2 separate regions of the Homo sapiens genome follow, and region 2 is linked to region 1. A link is an interaction called in ENCODE POLR2A ChIA-PET data of the cell type or tissue named here. Cell type or tissue: PC-3. All regions are shown on one strand. Links, peaks and the distances in the headings refer to the core of each region. The heading gives the core; the rest is flanking DNA.

The links. Peaks named below come from ENCODE experiments on the same cell type or tissue, not always from the same donor. Only the 100,000 strongest peaks of a DNase experiment are listed, where the experiment ranks them.
Region 2: POLR2A ChIA-PET joins it to region 1 with 36 read pairs; 3 of 35 experiments call an interaction of 5 or more read pairs at or near these places.

The regions. Positions count from the first base shown.
Region 1 is chr11:122,178,262-122,183,819 of GRCh38, forward strand. MIR100HG (mir-100-let-7a-2-mir-125b-1 cluster host gene) reads right to left here. Exons shown (of 5, transcript NR_137179.1): 3 at 2,075-2,137. Among named protein-coding and RNA genes, the nearest start is that of MIR100, 29 kb to the left of the region's middle. RefSeq lists an enhancer at 1,866-3,065. In PC-3, for the core only: no CTCF peak of the experiment used is centred there; DNase peaks (open chromatin) are centred at 620 and 2,410; H3K4me3 peaks cover 3,143 bases; H3K27ac peaks cover 4,787 bases.
Region 2 is chr11:121,826,583-121,832,140 of GRCh38, forward strand. No RefSeq gene overlaps it. Among named protein-coding and RNA genes, the nearest start is that of MIR125B1, 270 kb to the right of the region's middle. In PC-3, for the core only: no CTCF peak of the experiment used is centred there; a DNase peak (open chromatin) is centred at 2,789; H3K27ac peaks cover 2,360 bases.

The DNA of each region.
Region 1 (5,558 bases), core at 160-5,159:
TTTTCTAAAACCAATCAATCAATTTGTTGTAAATGGCAATCACATCCAAAATATGCCTTGGGTACAAAACAGAACTTTTCAAGAAGTTAAGATGATCCAAATGAGGTTTTTCCAATGCAAATTATCGTCATGACCACCTGAAAGTACTTTTCTTAAATGTTCTCTATAAATACTCCTGTGTACTTTCAATTACATGTATGTAAACACGTAAGGATGATATAAACCATGATTCCAGTTACATATTTCTAAGCACCAAGAATGAGGCACCAAGAATTAAGGTGCATTATTCTTACTTAAGAACTAATGTACTATAATATACCATATTGCTATGTTTTTCTTCCAATACCCCAAAGCACTATTTTTGGAACTTGGGTGTTCAGAATTGAGCTGATTATTATATTCTTCGGTTCATGAAATGTCAAAGCACTTTTATTCTGCTGCCCGTATGGTGAACACAGTAAGAAAAGAGAGGCAGGTATTTAGGGTGACCAACTATCCTAGTTTTCCCCAGGACTGAGAGGCTTTTGGGACATAGCACTTGCCATGGGAGTGGCCAAGGCAAATAAGGGACAAGTTGGCCATCCTGCAGGTATTATCATTCCCGTTTATAATTGGAGAAACAAACGTACAGAGAAGCAGAATGTGTTGCCCAGCTTACCCAGGAAGTGAGAAGCAGATGTGGGACTGAGTCCTATGTGTTCTAACGACAGCCAGTTCACAACTACACAGATCAGTACTACTTCTTCTGCACCTTACTTTCTCCTTGAACTTTAAGAAAACCCACGTTGTCTTTGCCTTTTTGTGTGCTACCCTTCCAAAAGTGCTAGGTTGAATACCATGGGCAGTACTGAATGGGGCCCTTTGTCTATGCTGCAAATTACTCAGGAGAAACAACATTGCCACTTTGTGTTTTAGAGAGAGGAATGAGACGTTATAATTATCACAGCGCTCTAAAGCAGAGGAAGCACTAGTACAAGTTCTGTCTACCCACCAATTATCTGTTAAGACCACTAAGATATCTGGTCTTGACTGGGCCAGATGTATAATTTCATGAAACAAATCAACCTAAATGAACCTCAGGAAAAATGGCCAGGTAACCACCTTTTGAACCACTATACGCTGACAGCTAACATTTACTGAAGGCTTACAGTGTGCTGGGCGCTGTGCTTAGAGCTTTATAGGGATTAATTCAATTAAGGCTCACAACAATAATTCCATGAATTTGCAATTATTGTTCCCATTTCACATGTAAGAAAAAGGAGGCTGAGAGAGGTTAAGTAATTCACCAAAGCCCACACAGCTGATACAGGTTGGAACTTGGATTTAACCCCAAGCAGTCTGACTCCAAAACAAGTGCTTTTAGCCACCCAGTACATCACTTTTAATAAAAACAACCAAACAATGTTTAATCTGTCCAAACAGTGTTCTGACTTCCAATCACTGAGGCAGTTTATTAGGGTAGATCCAAAACTAGCTAGACTGCAAATTACTGTGAAGCAAAGCAGGTATGTCTGTCTACCTGTTTAGGTCAAAAGGTATGAGGCTTTCTGGTCATAGGCATTAAAGGATCTGAAGGGAGAAATTTTAATCTGTTGATTAATTTAGGAGATTAACTGCCCTGCCAAGCTGCTGTCATGTCTTCAGTACCTCTATTTCCTTCTCTGAAAAATGTAAATAATACATCCTGAGCTTCTATAAGAAATGACGGTGTAAAACAACAGAAAGCACTAAGCAAACTGTAAAGTGCTTTAAAACAATTATTTCATATGTTAAGCAGCTTACAAAATAGCAATTTCTTCAAATGCCCTTGCAAAGCAAATGAGACACAGCTGCTAAAATGCTCTGCAAAGAGGCGGAAATCCAGCTCTTTAAAATGTCCAAGGGGAAAACGCACACTGTAAAATTACTCCAAAGATGAATTTTACAAGAAGGATGGAAGTGTCATCAAGTTTTTCCATGGTTAATTCTAAAAGAGTGCCAGCATCGAAAAGATAAAAAAAGGCAGTTCTTCAACAGAAACCTGGGAAAATATTCTTCAATGACGTTGCATAATAGAAATAGGAATTAAACTTACCTGAGGAGCAGAAGCGAGGAAGCCAAGTTTATGAGTTCTTCTCAATTTTGTCCAAAGACAAGTCTGTTGGGAATAAAAAATATTAAGAGAACTTAAAAAAGGAAAAAGGAAAAGGGAAAAAAAAAGGAAAGTCAAGAAGGATGAGCTGTCGTGGAATGCTGTGAAGTTTGAGAGTGACTCAGCACTAGCTAAGGGGCAGCAACAATTAAATGAGTTTGTTGAAAGAACCCTAATAAAACTCAGCATTCCCTGTAATCTCAGAACAAGGTTGCACCACTAAAGAAAATGTTAAACTGTGCATTAGGGGGGCTGTGGTTTCATGAAGTTGGTTGGGGGTGGGGGAACTCAGGGCTGAGTCACTGGCTCCTTGGAGGCAGCACCATTGGGTCTCTGCCCTCTTGCCTGTTTCTCTCCCTCTCTCCAGGGAGTTCAGTTCCTCTACAATTAGCCAAAAGAAGCAAGTGAGCTGGCCATTGAACGATGACAAATTGTGATTCACTTGTAGCATAAATTATAAAATACATACACTGTATAAATAAGTCCTGAGATGGAGAGGGGAAAAGAACTTCTGCCACATCTGGGCCCACGAGAATCATGAGTGCAGGTGCCTGTTTCTAGATGGAAGAGCAACTAGGTTATCCAAAATGGATGCTGAGCAGATTTTTAAAATTCTCTGGGAAAAAGAAGATCACAATTCCTCCTAGTAACTAATTTATATCTTTAGTTACTCTTTCTAGCCATTAAGCCCCATGCTAAAACTACCCTAAATCTCTCCTGTTCTAAACTGGCCTTGGTGGTTGCGGGTGGGCAAATTGTTTTTTCATTATTGAAAAATATAAATCCTTCATATATTTGCACAGAGTTATTCTTATACTAAGCTCAGAATGGAAACCAGGCAGTTCTCCTCTCCCTTCCAGAATGAGAATTCTCCACCTCTCCATCCAAGTTACAGAAAGAAAGAAACATTTTGAGGCTCTGGCATCATGTTTTCCTGTTTTCATGGGGTCAGCTATAGACTCAGTGAAGAGTTTACATGTTCACGTCTTTAAAAAAACACTCAAAGGGTTAAAAACTGGAGGTTTGACATTTCCATAATAAGTGTTCTAAATGCTTGTATTGATATATATTTTGTTCTAGAATAAACTCAGGTACAAAATATAATATTTGTAAGTTGTTCTGCCAGCCAAACTGTTCTCCTTCATTTATAAATGAAGTTGCTAAGTGTTCAACAACTGATTGCCATAAATGAATGGGGTATGACATCCTTCCAAGTCTCCAAAGAGTTGCTACAACTTGGTTTTCCCCTTGGGAGAAAAAAAAAGTTATTGTTCTAATTGATTTTTTCTGTTCTGAATAGAAAAAAATAAATTAGATCCTTCCTTCCTTCCTTCCTCCCTCCCTCCTTCTTTCCTTCTTTCTTTCTTTTCTTTCTTTCTTTCTCTTTCTTTTTTCTTTTCTTTTTTTTCTTTCTGTTTTCCTATTTCTGCATTCCTACAGGAAGAGAGAAGGAATATTGTGCTTTTCATCAACCACAGCAAGAGTCATTTGAGTTTGAAACACAGCTAGTTTTTAAGGAAACTATACCATGGTCTTCTGGAATGGGAAAAGCTTTTTCTTTCAAGGGACAAAAGGTGAGATTTTCTTTTTGTCTTCAGCCTTTACCAGTACAAAAGAGTGAACCATCTCTACATACATGTTCAGAGGCAAATCCGATGACTAATTGCAGAGTAAGCAAATTTCTTGATTCTGATCAAACCAGCAACATGCATTTGAATTTAGGTTGGATTTAGATGAGCAAGTCAATAACTTAGAATAGTGAAGACTGAGGACTTAGGAATCAAATCCCATGGTGACCTTGGTAAGGATTTTGCTCTTTTATGGACAGCTTAGTAGATAAGGTCAGTCTTTTAATTTACTTAACAAATTGCAGACAGCTCTCCCATTGTAGCATTTAATCATTTCCTCCCAACTCAATTTCCTCATTCATACAATTGGGTTAATACAACTTACTCTGCAGGGCTATCATAAGGACTAAATACAATGTGTATCTAACATGCTTACTACAGTACCTGGCACATAAAAGCTGGACGAATTGTTTCTTTCAATTCATTCTTTAAATTCATGCTTGATAAACTGATGCTGGCTATAGTAATCTTCTGTCACCCCCCACCCACAACACACACATACAAACCACACACACACACAGCAGCTAACTAAGAACAGCGCCCTAATTTTGTCAATTTTATGGAATTTTTCTTAAGGAATCCCATCACCATCTTATACCTACTACAGTAATGTATTAGTCACTTACCATGGGCCATGCATTGCCCTAAGTTACTTTACATGGACAATATCACTTCATTTCCCCTACAACCCTATGAGCTCAATACTATGGTTATTCCCCTTTTGCTTCAAATTCACTTGATCACTAATATGAAAGAATCTTAAAAAGTATTTTTAAAACATCTATCTTATACGTTTTATTATTACAATGGACTGAATATAAGTGCCCCTCCAATATTTATATCTTGAAATCCTAACCCCCAATGTGACGGTATTAGGAGGTGGGGCTTTTGGGGAAAAATTAGGTTATGAGGGTGGAGCCCTCATGAATGGCATTAGTGTCCTTATAAAAGGGACTGCAGAGAGTTCTCTTTCCACCATGTGAGGATACAACAAAAAGTTGGCAGTGTATAACTCAGGAGAGGAACCTGCACAACCAGGCGGGTACTCTGATATTGAACCTACAGACTCCAGAAATGTCAGAAATAAGTTCCTGTTGTTTATAAGCCACCCAGTTTATACTATTTTGTTATAGCAGCCCAAACTAAGATCATTACAATTGCAAAACATTTATGAAATAGCTTACTGAGTTGTGTTTTGTAAATTTTGTTCAAGCAAAGCACTAAAATATAGTTTTTAACCTCCAAAAAGTGACTTTTTTTTATACCAGAGAAGAAACAGAATTTAGATTAAAGGGTCCACTATGTCTTTTTAAAAAATCATATAGGTGCTTCCTATCTCTGATTTAAGTTTATGTACTTATTATAAATAAGAATAGTGGAAGCTCCTGTTTATATCTGTTTAAGATTTGCAGCCAATATCTACAAAGTACCAAATTGACAACACTGATAAGATGATGGGGGCCAATCATCTTGTTGAAATGAAGAGAAAGAGATGGCTAAAGATTTTTCATAGAAATTACTCCACCCACATACAACATCTAAAAAAGTTACATTTATGCACATTTAATTGGCAAATAGAAAAATTTATATATAAATATCCCTATTTTTGAATAAATCTGAAGGTTAATGAAGCAATGAAGAATGCCTGTGCTTAATACAGAGACATTCACCAGGAAAAGAAGTGTCCCTAGTTGAAAAGATATTAGATCCCTATTCTAAAATCTCAATTGCTTCATGCAGAAAAACTCCTAAAATAGAACATTTATGGCATACTTTTTGTATTATGTTTGGCTGTGTTT
Region 2 (5,558 bases), core at 329-5,328, 350 kb before region 1:
TGTAGAGGGAAATTTATAGCACTAAATGCCTACAAGAGAAAGCAGGAAAGATCCAAAATTGACACCCTAACATCACAATTAAAAGAACTAGAAAAGCAAGAGCAAACACATTCAAAAGCTAGCAGAAGGCAAGAAATAACTAAAATCAGAGCAGAACTGAAGGAAATAGAGACACAAAAAACCCTTCAAAGAATCAATGAATCCAGGAGCTGGTTTTTTGAAAGGATCAACAAAATTGATAGACCGCTAGCAAGACTAATAAAGAAAAAAAGAGAGAAGAATCAAATAGACACAATAAAAAATGATAAAGGGGATATCACCACCGATCCCACAGAAATACAAACTACCATCAGAGAATACTACAAACACCTCTACGCAAATAAACTAGAAAATCTAGAAGAAATGGATACATTCCTCGACACATACACTCTCCCAAGACTAAACCAGGAAGAAGTTGAATCTCTGAATAGACCAATAACAGGCTCTGAAATTGTGGCAATAATCAATAGTTTACCAACCAAAAAGAGTCCAGGACCAGATGGATTCACAGCCGAATTCTACCAGAGGTACAAGGAGGAACTGGTACCATTCCTTCTGAAAAAAAATCTTAAAACATCAAAGAACTGACAAGAGAAGCTGAAGAGAAACCAGAAATCTTGAAAGGAAAGCTGACCATGGAAGCTTATTTTCTTCCGAGGGTACTCTTGCACTTTTAAACTATTGTTTTGATGTAAGATGAGGATTACAGAGATAAAAATCCAGGGTTCAAACAAGGTGAGAAATCTAATAAAAGACAAAACAAGATGGTTCTCAATTGGTGGTTTTCTTGGGCACCCGACAGAAGAAAATCCAAGTACTCTATGAAGAAAGCCTGAGATCATTCCAATGACTTTTTTTTTTTTTCCCGGAGTAGAAAGGTCATCACAGGCTGGGCGTGGTGGTGCACGCCTGTAATCCCAGCACTTTGGGAGACTGAGGCGGGTGGATCACCTGAGGTCAGGAGTTCAAAATCAGCCTAACTAACATGGTGAAACCCCGTCTCTACTAGATAATAATAATAAGAAAAAATTTAGCCAAGCATAGTGGTGCATGCTTATAATCCTAGCTACTCGGGAGGCTGAGGCAGGAGAATCGTTTGAATCTGGGAGGTGGAGGTTGCAGTGAGTCGAGATCATGCCATTGTACTCCAGCCTGGGCAAGAAGAGTGAAACTCCATCTCAAAAAAAAAAAAAAAAAGTCATCACACTGCCAAAGATAACCAAGCCTATAAGAAAACAAATTGACATGCATAAGAACCAATAAAAGCAAACAAAAAACAAAAAGAAAAAGTCTTGCAGTTATTTCAGATATTGGAATATCAGAGAAAGCCTATAAAATAGACATGTTAAATATGCTCAGAGAAATAGAAGACAAGTTTGAAAATGACTTCAAGTAATAGGATACTATAAAAATGATATCACAAATTTGATGAAAGAGCCAAATAGAGAACCCCTGGAAATAAAAATGCCATAACTAGTGTTATAGCTCTTTTAGAATTTGTCCCCAACCAGATAAATAAAAAGATATCTATACCTAGACGCATCATAGGAAAACTGTACAACACCAGAGACAAAGAGAAAAATCTTAAAAGCAGCCACAGCAAAAAGATATATTATCTTTAAAAGAATAAAAGTTAGTCTGAAGTTGACTTCTCAGTAGCAACAACAGAAGCCAGAAGATAGTGGATTATTCTCAGTTTGATGTAGTAACTGCCAACCAAGAATTCCACACTCAGGGAAAGCATATTTCAAGATAAAAGTAAATAATTCAAGATAAAAGTAAATAAAGTTATTTTTAAATAAACAAAAGCTGAGTTTGTCATCAGCACATTTTCTTCAAAGGAAATTCTAACACGTGTTCTTCATGCAGAAGGAAAATTGCAGATAGATGTTCTAAGGTACAAGAAAAAATTCAGGGGCCAGGCGCGGTGGCTCATGCCTATAATCACAGCACTGGAGAGGTCGAGGCAGGCGGATCACAAGGTCAAGAGATTGAGACCATCCTGACCAACATGGTGAAACCCCATCTCTACCAAAAATACAAAAATTAGCTGGGTGTGGTGGCACGCACCTGTAGTCCCAGCTACTCAGGAGGCTGAGGCAGGAGAATGGCTTGAACCTGGGAGGCGGAGGTTGCAGTAAGCCATCACACCACTGCACTCTAGCCTGGCAACACAGCGAGACTTCGTCTCAAAAAAAAAAAAAAAGGAAAAACATCAGGAAAGTAGTAAATATGTGGTAAATGTAACTTAAATTGGAATAATACTAACTTCTGGAGATTTTTCAAAAATCACAGAATTAAAAAACAGGACAACATTAGCATATTCATTGCAAAGTGTCTGGAGCAGCCTCTTATGGACCTGAGGTGATTATCTTGAGAAGAAAATTGTGATGGACACAAGGAAGCAAAAGGGTGATCTCTTGAATGAAGAGCTGGCTGATTGAAAGCAAAAGGCTGAAGTGTCCTTAAGAAGAACAACAAAGCCAGCTTCTCTGCATCAGGGCAAAGAACGTGGAGGAATAAGATGCTTGGGCCAGTGGGACCAGAAATATGAAAACAGGAGAGGATGGGATGAGGACACTCAGAACATTAATATTTCCCCACAAATTACTCATCTCCTGTGGAGGGACTCCATGACGTTAGGGTTACTTCCTGTCTTGTTTTTTTTTTGACTGCCTGTGATCCACACTGAGCTGAGCTGCGCTGTGGAAAAGGCACAGCAGACAGACTGATGCAAGAGGGCTAAAAGAAGATGACATGTCAGCAGCATAAACATCAGTTTCAGAATCTGACTGGCTGCTAGTGTGAAAATGTCAGAAGTGAGCTCTGCCCCAAGATGTTGAGGAGGTGTGATGTTAATGCTGATGACACAGATGGAGTCAGCATGAAGCTTTGGCAGCAGCATCTCCAATACAGCTCCAGCCTTCTGTGGGCTTCTGACTGCTTGAGTCATTGTTACAGAGATGGCTGAACATTTCACCCCTCATCTTGTGGTTTTTGGTTATGGATCCAACTGTTCAAGGAGCTGGTGTGAACTGATTCCTAAAGCTAGAATTAGACCAACTCTGCTGTGGGTGTGATGGGTCGTGGTGGGGAAAGCACTCAAATCTAACTTAGAATTCTCTGATTACTTCACCATCTCCTTCAGTAAGTACACTGTCAACTCCTTCAGGGAAGAATGGTATTCTTTATCTTCATATCACCTGGCACATGTAAGTGTCCAATAATAGGTTTTTTTTTTTCTTAAGTGACTAAACCCCTATTAGGTTGCAATAGTCGAAATTCAGATTTGATTTTGTACAGTATCACTGGCATCTCTATTTTCTCTTTCTCCTATTCAACACCTTTTGGGGAGGACATTTGGTATTATCAAAATTTGGGGGGAAAGTTTGATGTCTTTTTCTTTCCAAGTAGTCACTGGCCAGAGTCATAAAATTGTTTTGTACTAGGATTGTGTTAGTCTTTTTTACATCATCAAGGTAAGGAGTGGGTCTGCTCATCAGTTTTAACCTAAGAACAAGGCCAGGCAGTCCAACTTTGTCAACATTAATGGGTATTCAATCATTATAGTCAAAGAATTTTCCATCGGAGGAATTTGAAAACTATGATTTATCAGCCAAAAATCTACCTACTGGTATTGGAGAGAATGAAAATAATGACTGGGCTGATGTCATTTTGTATTCTTTTCCTCCATTCTTAAGGGTTGGAAGCAAGTCTGAAAAATATTTTCATGGGCAGAACGAGTTAATAATTGATTATTAAAAGGGTCTCCTCTCTCCTCTCTCCCCTCTCCTCCCATGACCAACTCTGGAAATGAGTTTATTTTCTTCTTAATCTCAAATGATTTGGTCACCAGTAATAGTACTATGCTATTGTTTCTCAGGCATACCAAGGACTAGTACCCTTAGTTAGGGTAGTCAGCAATTTAACAACGTCCTTGGTTTTGAAGAAAGTCTCCAGCCTTGGATAGATAAAGCAGATGGATTTTATTATGACATTTTCACCTTTAATTGTATGTTGGTTACAAAGTGAATTTGGGTAGAGATAATAAAGATCTAGGAGAGAAGATATTGCAGTAGAAAGTGAAATCCCAGAAGCAAAGGTGCCAAGAAGAAGAGAAAGTGCCAGGCCTTGGAGCTTTCAATGAGAAAATGCTCCATGTTACTAAGTCAGGTAAATACCAAGGAACTGTCCTCTACACATTTTGTGATGGTTAAGAAAATGCCTTTGGGAGGCCGAGGCGGGCGGATCATGAGGTCAGGAGATCAGACCATCCTGGCTAACACAGTGAAACCCCGTCTCCACTAAAAATAGAAAAAATTAGGCGGGGCATGGTGGCTCACGCCTGTAATCACAGCACTTTGGGAGGCCAAGGCGGGTGGATCACGAGGTCAGGAGATCGAGACCACGGTGAAACCCCGTCTCTACTAAAAATACAAAAAAAAAAATAGGGGCATGGTGGCGGGTGCCTGTAGTCCCAGCTACTCGGGAGGCTGAGGCAGGAGAATGGCGTAAACCCGGGAGACGGAGCTTGCAGTGAGCCGAGATCGCGCCACTGCACTCCAGCCTGGGCAACAGAGCAAGACTTCGTCTTAAAAAAAAAAAAAAAAAAAATCAGCAGAGCATCTGTAGTCCCAGCTACTCCGGAAGCTGAGGCAGAAGAATGGTGTGAACCCAGGAGGCGGAGCTTGCAGTGAGCTGAGATCTCGCCACTGCAGTCAGCCTGGGCAATAAAACGAGACTCCGTCTAAGCCAAAAAAAAAAAAAAAAAAAGAAAAGAAAAAAGAAATTGCAACTTTTCATCCATGAAACCAACTCTTAGTCAAATAGTCAATTTCATGGGTTTACATCTAAACCCATGAAATGGGTTTTAGATGTAAAACACAATAACTTTATTTTAAAGCAGAGGATTCGCAGGACAGAGATTTTGAATGGCTTGCCCACTATTTAGTGCCCAAATTATGATCAGAACCTAGTTTTCCAGTCTATTACTTAATTCACAGTACCTGCTGATTTTCTACTTCACAAAGACAGTGTGGAACACTTTATAGATTAAAACAAAAATATTGAAAAGCAGTGTGTTAATTATCCTTTCAAAAGGCTGGAAGACGTATAATAGATAGGTAGTAGAGTGGTTAAACTTGAGCTTTGATAGGCTGGGTTCATGCTACTTCCTAGCTATATAACCTCAGGTAAGTTCTAAAATCTCTTTAAGCTTTTTTTTCTTTTCTGTGAAATGGTGATAATGAGTGTATCTATCTCAGGGTTATGAGATTTAAGTGAGACAATGCATGGAAAATGCCAAGCACAGAGCCTGGCATGTATCATCTCATTCAACATGCTGGCCATTATTTTGCGTGCATGCACAATATGATGACTTAGGACACCTTGGTTGCTCTATGCAATTGTTGAACTGCGTGCAGAACAGTCTTTTCTCCTTTTAATTTTCTGGCCTGTAATTGCTCCACACTGGCTTCAGCACTTGTTGGGTGTCCTTTCTTAACAAATTAGTGATGATT